Linked DNA regions of Homo sapiens: regions 2 and 3 are each linked to region 1. Evidence: read pairs that join two places in POLR2A ChIA-PET (ENCODE). Cell type or tissue: PC-9. All regions are shown on one strand.

Region 1 (2,500 bases):
TGGAGTGACAAAGTGGCTGAGATGGTACCTCTCAGCTTAGAACTTTTTGGACCCTGTTAAGCTTATTCAAAGTACTTAAACAGCAAGTTTTATCATTTCATGGTGACAGGAATGTAACGCTGGAGGGACCAGCTGCTCCTCCAAGGGCCTTCAGCTGTCTCCTCTACTAACTGCCCAACAGGTGGACAGAGCTGACCCTCACGGAGGGAAGGTTTCACCTCCATCAAGGCCTGACTACCCATCAGCTATGTCCTCCACTCCCAGGCTTCAGGGAGTCTACAGTTCTGCTGCAGACAAGCTTGTCACAAACAAACAGATAATACTACATGGCAGTTGCAACAAGTGCCCACTTAATCTTGTTTCGGTTGGTGTTGAAATGTTTTAGCCAGGTTGGGAAGAAACCATGGGATCCACTGATTACATCTGGCCCCAACTTTTAATAAAGTATTCTTGGGAAGAAGTTTCCCATCGCAAAGAAATACAAATATTTAAAAAGCAAACAAGTCACGGACTGCTCTCAGACCTGCTGCCATATGCTTTGCTTTTTTGAGCTTACGGCTTAACATTAAAATAACAGCCTTGCATTCCTCAAATATCTCCACTGCTGTTCCTTACTTCCACTACTTGAAAAGGCTGTCAGCTGCTGTCACTTGGAGGCATTACCATATTAGCCACCACTGTTTACTGCTTACCATGTGGTATGGCTATTAGTTTAATAAGCCTCCTCTTGGATGACACCCTAGGCTATGGAAGAAGGAACCATACCCTGGAGTCCAATGCCTAATGAAAGAGCTTGTGTGTGTGTGCGTGTGTGTGTGTGTGTGTGTGTGTGTGTTGGAGGGTGAGACACGGAATGAAGCTTTATAAATATTGATGAGAGACACTGAATTCAATTGCATCAGGTTGTACTTTACCGATGGTTAAAGGATCGAATATTTTTTAAAGTGCTTTAACCATTTTAAGGTTCCATGGGATAAACAGCTTGGGGTAAAATCCAGAAATATAGTTGGTGTACAAAAGAGCAAGTTTGAGATCTGCAAGAAGTAAAACACTGCAGCAAAGCTCTTTAATTCACTCTGCATAAATAGCTGAGCCTACAAAAGAAATCTCTAGTCAGAGGTTTCCTGGATTATAACAAGAATTCTCTCGATGGGAAGAAGTGCCCTTTTCACTTGAAGACAAAGAAATGTTTGTAATGGAAATGTGTGAACCAATTTTCCAAGGAGAGCTGCTGAAAAGCACTGATTAAAAACACAGCGAGGTGATGAGGCAGTGAAATAAAGCCAGAGCTGACCCACTTAAAGTTTGTGGCTGCACTTCCTTCTGAAAGTGAAGAGAGCAACCCTGGGCCACCTTCTACATTCTTTCCCTTCTCCCCAACCCCAAGCAGTCCCTGCCCCATTACTGACCCTGCAACTCTGTAGACAATCAGAACCTTCCAGCGTGCAGGAATGTTTACTATTTCTGGCCATTGTGTACTGGTTACTAAGCTACTGCCACTGAGGATGAAATGGTAACCCAGTAGCCCAAAAGACAAAGTCCTTCTCAACAAAGCCTAACCAACAGGCAATGGATTATAGTGATTCAGAGGAAAGATAAGAAGGTAGGTAGATGATTCTAGCATATGACAGTTTACAGTGATAGTTCTTAGGTTACGTATAATATTGATTGTTTAAGAACTTCCATTTCCTAGAGAATAAAACTAAGACACAGAGAGGGAAGCTATCTTGATCAAAATTGCCTAAAATAGGAGAATCACCGAGAGCTAGTGGAAGCCCTCAGTAACTCAGGACAAACAAGCTATAAAGCCCTGTTTCCCAGATTTCACCCACTGGAGTTCAACATCACTTCTGCCATATCCAAGTATATCTGGCAGAAGTTACTTAATATTTACTTAATATTTTTCTTTAAATTGACTTGGAAAATTCTTAATAGCCCCCTGAGCAATAATTTTCATCAAATCACTACATTCTAATGTACATTTAAGAATGTGTAACTAGGCTGGGCACAGTGGCTCATGCCTGTAATCCCAGCACTTTGGGAGACCAAGGAGGGCAGATCGTGAGGTCAGGAGTTCAAGGCCAGCCTGACCAACATGGTGAAACCCCGTCTCTACTAAAAATACAAAAAATTAGCTGGGTGTGGTGGCAGGCGCCTGTAGTCCCAGCTACTAGGGAAGCTGAGACAGGAAAATCGCTTGAACCCGGGAAGTGGAGGTTGCAGTGAGCCGAGACCATGCCACTGCACTACAGACTGGGCAACAGAGTGATATTCCGTCTCAAAAAAAAAAAGGAATGTATAACTATTAAAAATGTTCATCCACAGTCCATCTAAAATTGTCTCATGTGCTCCAATGGTACACATTGGGAAAGAGTGGATAAAGTATTTTAAAAAAATAAGGATGACCTTATGTTAGGATGACCTAACAGCCTAAGTTTTTTGTTTGTTTGTTTGTTTGTTTGTTTTTTGAGACGGAATCTCGCTCTGTCGCCCAGGCTGG
Region 2 (2,500 bases), 460 kb after region 1:
TCAAAAAAAAAAAAAAAAATGCCCTTCGCTGATAAGCATAAAAATCTCCCTTTTTTTCTTAGAGATTCTGATCTGTTCCCTTAGGTGAATATCACCATAGAATGAGAATTATTCCCACTCAGTTCTGGGTATCCCCACCAACCCAGGGGATCTGCAGTTTTATTTAGGAAAGCATAGCATTTTGGGTCAGTTGGGCTGAGAATCAGGCTGTGAAAGTCTGAGCCAGGGCCAGCAGGCAGCACACATGGTTTCCAGTTCTGCCCTTGCCCTTGGACTTGCTGTGCCACCTTGGGCAAGTTGCTACCCCTCCCTAGGTCTCAGTTTCCTCACCTTCGACATCCTCACCTTTAACTAGAAAATTAGATGGTTTCTACAAAATTAGCCGGGCATGGTGGCACATGCCTGTAATCCCAGCTACTCAGAAAGCTGAGGCGGGAGAATTGCTTGAACCCGGGAGGCAATAGGTTGCGGTGAGCCAAGATCACGCCATTACACTCCAGCCTGGGCAACAAGAGTGAAACTCTGTCTCAAAAAAAAAAAAAAAAAAAAGAAGAAGAAGAAAAGAAAAGAAAATTAGATGGTTTCGAAGTTTCCTTTCAGCTTTAACATTTGATGAGCCCAAGTTCAATATTCATCCTGACCCAGATTTCAAAGATAATGTACTTAAAATATTACAGAATTTGAAAGTGATCAGTTATCTCCTCCGCTTAGAAATGTCATCGCTGGCAGTGCATTGGTGGGTGTTAGGGGCTATTTTGGTGCCTGGGTGTTCAGAAGAGGAGGAAGAGAGGGTGGAGAGATTACCAATTCAGTAACCTCCTCACGACTTTTGAGGCTAAGTCAATGCTTGTCTTGAATGCCTAATCCAAACAGCTGTGAGTTGTGGAGGTGTGTTAAAATGGTGACAAAAATAGCAACTGCTTTCTTTTACTGGGCACCTACTTAGGACCTTGGACTTAACGTGACTTCTCTCTGATTTCCAAAACAACTTCTCAAGGTGTACCATACTCTGATTCCATTTTACAGGTGAGCATTGACATCACTTGCTCAAGCTTGCAAAGCTGGATGAGGCTGGAATTCAAACTCCAACCTGACAGCATCCCATCTTCTTCCACTGTGGTAATAAGGTGTGGTCCCCAGACCAGCAGCACCAGCCTCCTGGGGAGCTGAGAAATGCTAATTTTGGGACCTTACCCACAGTATCTAGGAATCTGTGTTTTAACAAGCTCTCCAGTGAATTCTTTTTTTACAAATTTTATTTTGGCCAGGCACAGTGGCTCACGCCTGTAATCCCAGCACTTTGGGAAGCCGAGGCAGGTGGATCACTTGAGCCCAGGAGTTCAAGACCAGCCTGGCCAACATGGTAAAACCCTGTCTCTACTAAAAATACAAAAATTAGCTGGGCATGGTGGCGCACACCTATGGTCCCAGCTGCTCGGGAGGCTGAAGCAGGAGACTCTCTTGAACTCGTGAGGCAGAGGTTGCAGTGAGCCGAGATCATGCTGCTCCACCCCAGCCTGGGCAACAGAGCGAGACTCCATCTCCAAAAAAAAAAAAATTATTTTATTGTGGTAAGAACATTTAACATGAGATCTATCCTCTTAACAAAGTTTTATGGGTGTCAATAAAGATATTTGATAGATCAGTGGGGTAACTATGTTAACATCATTGTTGGCTATAGGTACAACGCTGGGCAGAAGATTCTATAGCTTATTCATCTTGCTTAACTGAAACTTCATGCTCCTTGGTTAGGAGCCCACTCTTCACCCTTAGCCCCCTCCCCGACCCCTAGCAACCATCAATCTACTACTGGATTATCTAAATTTGACTCTTTTAGAAACCTTATGTAAGTGGAATCATGCGCTATTTGTCTTTTTCACTTCATTTGAGAGCCCCTGTGTGAGGTTAGGCCACCTCTTGGCGATAGCCTGGCCAGCTGCCACACTGTGGAGATGCTCAGAAAGCAGGCATCCCTGATGCCCTTACAATGATATGACATTTCCACCAGGACGTTGGAAGTCGTGCACTCCTTTGCTGCTGGTCACACCCTAACACTTCAGGGATGTTCCAAATGCCACACAAATCATAAAATTGGCTTATGGACGCATTCTTGAGTTGAGTCAAAGTAAGTCATCAGATATTTGATAGATCAATGGGGTAACTATACTAACATCAATCTATTGTACATGTCTTTCTGGGGAGGACAGGATCTTGCTCTGTTACCCAGGCTGGAATGCAGTGGCATGATCACAGTTCACTGCAGCTTCAAGCGATCCTCCCATTTCAGCCTCTCAAGTGGCTGGAACCACAGATGTGTGCCACCATGTCCAGCTAATTTTTTATTTTTTTAGAGATGGGGTCTTACTATGTTGCTCAGGCTGGTCTGAAACTCCTGGGCTCAAGCAATCCTCCCACCTTGGCCTCCCAAAGTGTTGAAATTAGAGGCGTGAACCACTATGCCTGGCCTTAGTGTAGATCTCAAAAGAGCCAGAAGAGAATA
Region 3 (2,500 bases), 74 kb after region 1:
GTCAGTTTCAAGTCATCAGAAGGGCCTGACTGCTCTGGCCCCTTAGACCTTGCTGGGCAAAAATCCTCTCATTTTCAGCTGCTTATCTCAAATTGGCCAGACAAGCTTCCCAGTAAATAGTTGATGGCTATTTTAGGGTCTCCTGTTCCCAGACCCATCCGATGCCCTGTTGCACACAAATGCAAATAATATGCCAGCTGTGAAGCTGTTGGTAGTGTGTCCCCATCAGCTGGTATGTTGGGGCTCATGAGGATACTCTGCCACCTAGTCTAGCTCTAAATGTTGTTCCTGAGCTTTTGGGTCTGCTCTCTAGTCGCTGTGTCTTTTTTTACGTGGATATAGGAGAAGACCCAGAACTACGCTGCCACTGGTGCTGCCACCTTCTCAGATTTCTTAGCTGCAAATTCTTGCCTTTCCCTCTATGGGAGCTGGAAACCCTCTACTCTGTAGGGTTTGATTTATTTATTTATCAAACCCTTACATAGTACTTGCTATGTGTAATGATAATGTGTTCAAAGCACATTAAAATTACTCTCTAAATCAGCCTAATAATCCTATGAAGCAGGTCCTATTATTATCCCCAGTTACAGATGAAGAAACTGAAACAGAGAGAAAGTGAAGGGACTTGCCAAGGTCACACTGCTGGTCAACAGGAGACCAAGCATGTGAACCCAGGAGCAGGATCCAGAGTCAGTGCTGCACAACTCTGCCTCTCACGAGCACGTAAAGTGTATCTGGCCTTGTAGATTCAGCACTCAACCATGACCACCACCCCACCCACTTCTCCCAAGACCCCTGTCAGATGGTATGTTTTATCCCTCCTTCAAAGACCAAGTCCAAATGTTAATTCTTCTAAGAAACCTAATGAATTCACCCAAGTAGTTAACTACAATACTTCCGCCTTCCTCCTCTCCTTTCTCCTTCTCCCCCAGTACAGACCTTCATTATACTGCCTTTCACAGGGTGATATAATTATTTGTTGTGTTAAAGAAAAAATTATTCAATGATACTTGTTAAGGCAGAGTAAGGACTTTGTTCAGGTCCGTCACGATAGGCAGAGGGACCACTGCAACTGGGTCTTGCAGTGGGAGGGAAGGAGTGGCTAGACTCCAAGTACAGCCTAAACAGGTGAAGCTTTACAGCCAAGAAGGAGGGTGGGGGTCAGTGGGTGGAAAATCACTAAGAGGAAACATGAGGAGTAGGAAAGATTCTGGCTAAACCGATCTAACAGGATTCTTGCTGAAGACGGGCCAGGGTGATCAGATAGCAACTGGGGGATGGTAGTGGCTGAGGAACCCAATCAGACACTGAGGATGATCAGGTATTAGAGAATGGGGGATTCTGGCTAAAATGACTTCACAGATTCTTTTGCTAAAACTGGATTTTACATGGAAGTGTACAGATGGGCCTAGCAGAAGATTTCGAAGTGTGGCTAAAGTTTGGCCAAGCAAGGAATCTTTGTCCATTGACATCCTTGTCTTTCCCATAGCTCAGAGAATGCTTCTGTTCATCTTATATCCCCAGAGCTTACCCAGCAGGCTCTCAATAAACATTCATGGAATTGAGTAGGCAACAGTTTTTTGTTTGTTTTTGTGTGTGTGTATGTGTGTTTAATTTACTAGCTCAAAATGTACTTGAAAGCAGTATAATTGCATCTTTTAAAAAGATCTGTAATTCAGGTTTTACTAAGCCTGGCTAATGAGTTTTTCTGGGTATTCTTCAGAAAAAATATAGCTTTAGATTCTTCCTGGTATTTTAACTGCTTATTTCCAGGATGCAGGGATCACTGCTTCTGTTGCTAATTTGCCAGGGAGATTCAGAGGAGAACCAGCTACCACAACCATCAGTCAGCCAGAACAGAGAGACAGAAGACGCAAATTATGCCAGGGGGAGGCAGAAGGAGGAAGAGCTAGCAGAAAAAAAGATACAGCGTGTCCACACCAGACCTGGAGAACCATCACCAGAAGGCATTCACAAATAAAAAGTAAAAATTCAAACCCAAAATACAGAGGAAGGTGGAAAAAACAAATGTCAATTAAGAAATAATCCAGCCAGGCGTGGTGACTCACGCCTGTAATCCCAGCACTTTGGGAGGCCGAGGCAGGCAGATCACGAGGTCAGGTGATCGAGACCATCCTGGCTAACATGGTGAAACCCTGTCTCTACTAAAAATACAAAAAATTAGCCGGGCATGGTGGCGGGCGCCTGTAGTTCCAGCTACTCAGGAGGCTGAGGCAGGAGAATGGCGTGAACCCGGGAGGCGGAGCTTGCAGTGAGCTGAGATCGCACCCCTGCACCCCAGCCTGGGCAACAGAGAGGGACTCCATCTCAAAAAAAAAAAAAAAGAAAAGAAATAATCCGTGACTTTTCTAAACCCTGTAATTTAATGCAGGAATTTGCTATGAGAACATACAATCATATTACAGATTTCTTTATTGGTGGGCAGGTCTATGGCAGACATTGCCATACAAATATAAAGGTGGGTACTTTTAGAAAAATT

What was found. Peaks named below come from ENCODE experiments on the same cell type or tissue, not always from the same donor. Only the 100,000 strongest peaks of a DNase experiment are listed, where the experiment ranks them.
Region 2: POLR2A ChIA-PET joins it to region 1 with 6 read pairs; 2 of 35 experiments call an interaction of 5 or more read pairs at or near these places.
Region 3: POLR2A ChIA-PET joins it to region 1 with 5 read pairs; 3 of 35 experiments call an interaction of 5 or more read pairs at or near these places.

The regions. Positions count from the first base shown.
Region 1 is chr14:90,641,128-90,643,627 of GRCh38, forward strand. All of the region lies in intron 15 of TTC7B (tetratricopeptide repeat domain 7B), which reads right to left. It overlaps TTC7B-AS1 (TTC7B antisense RNA 1), which reads left to right and starts at 1,502. Exons shown (of 5, transcript NR_110134.1): 1 at 1,502-1,603. RefSeq lists enhancers at 746-1,350, 1,351-1,955. In PC-9, no CTCF peak of the experiment used is centred here; a DNase peak (open chromatin) is centred at 1,474.
Region 2 is chr14:91,099,527-91,102,026 of GRCh38, forward strand. It overlaps a transcript of DGLUCY not described here. Among named protein-coding and RNA genes, the nearest start is that of DGLUCY, 13 kb to the right of the region's middle. In PC-9, no CTCF peak of the experiment used is centred here; no DNase peak of the experiment used is centred here.
Region 3 is chr14:90,715,009-90,717,508 of GRCh38, forward strand. All of the region lies in intron 5 of TTC7B (tetratricopeptide repeat domain 7B), which reads right to left. Among named protein-coding and RNA genes, the nearest start is that of TTC7B-AS2, 19 kb to the left of the region's middle. In PC-9, no CTCF peak of the experiment used is centred here; a DNase peak (open chromatin) is centred at 1,173; H3K27ac peaks cover 2,062 bases.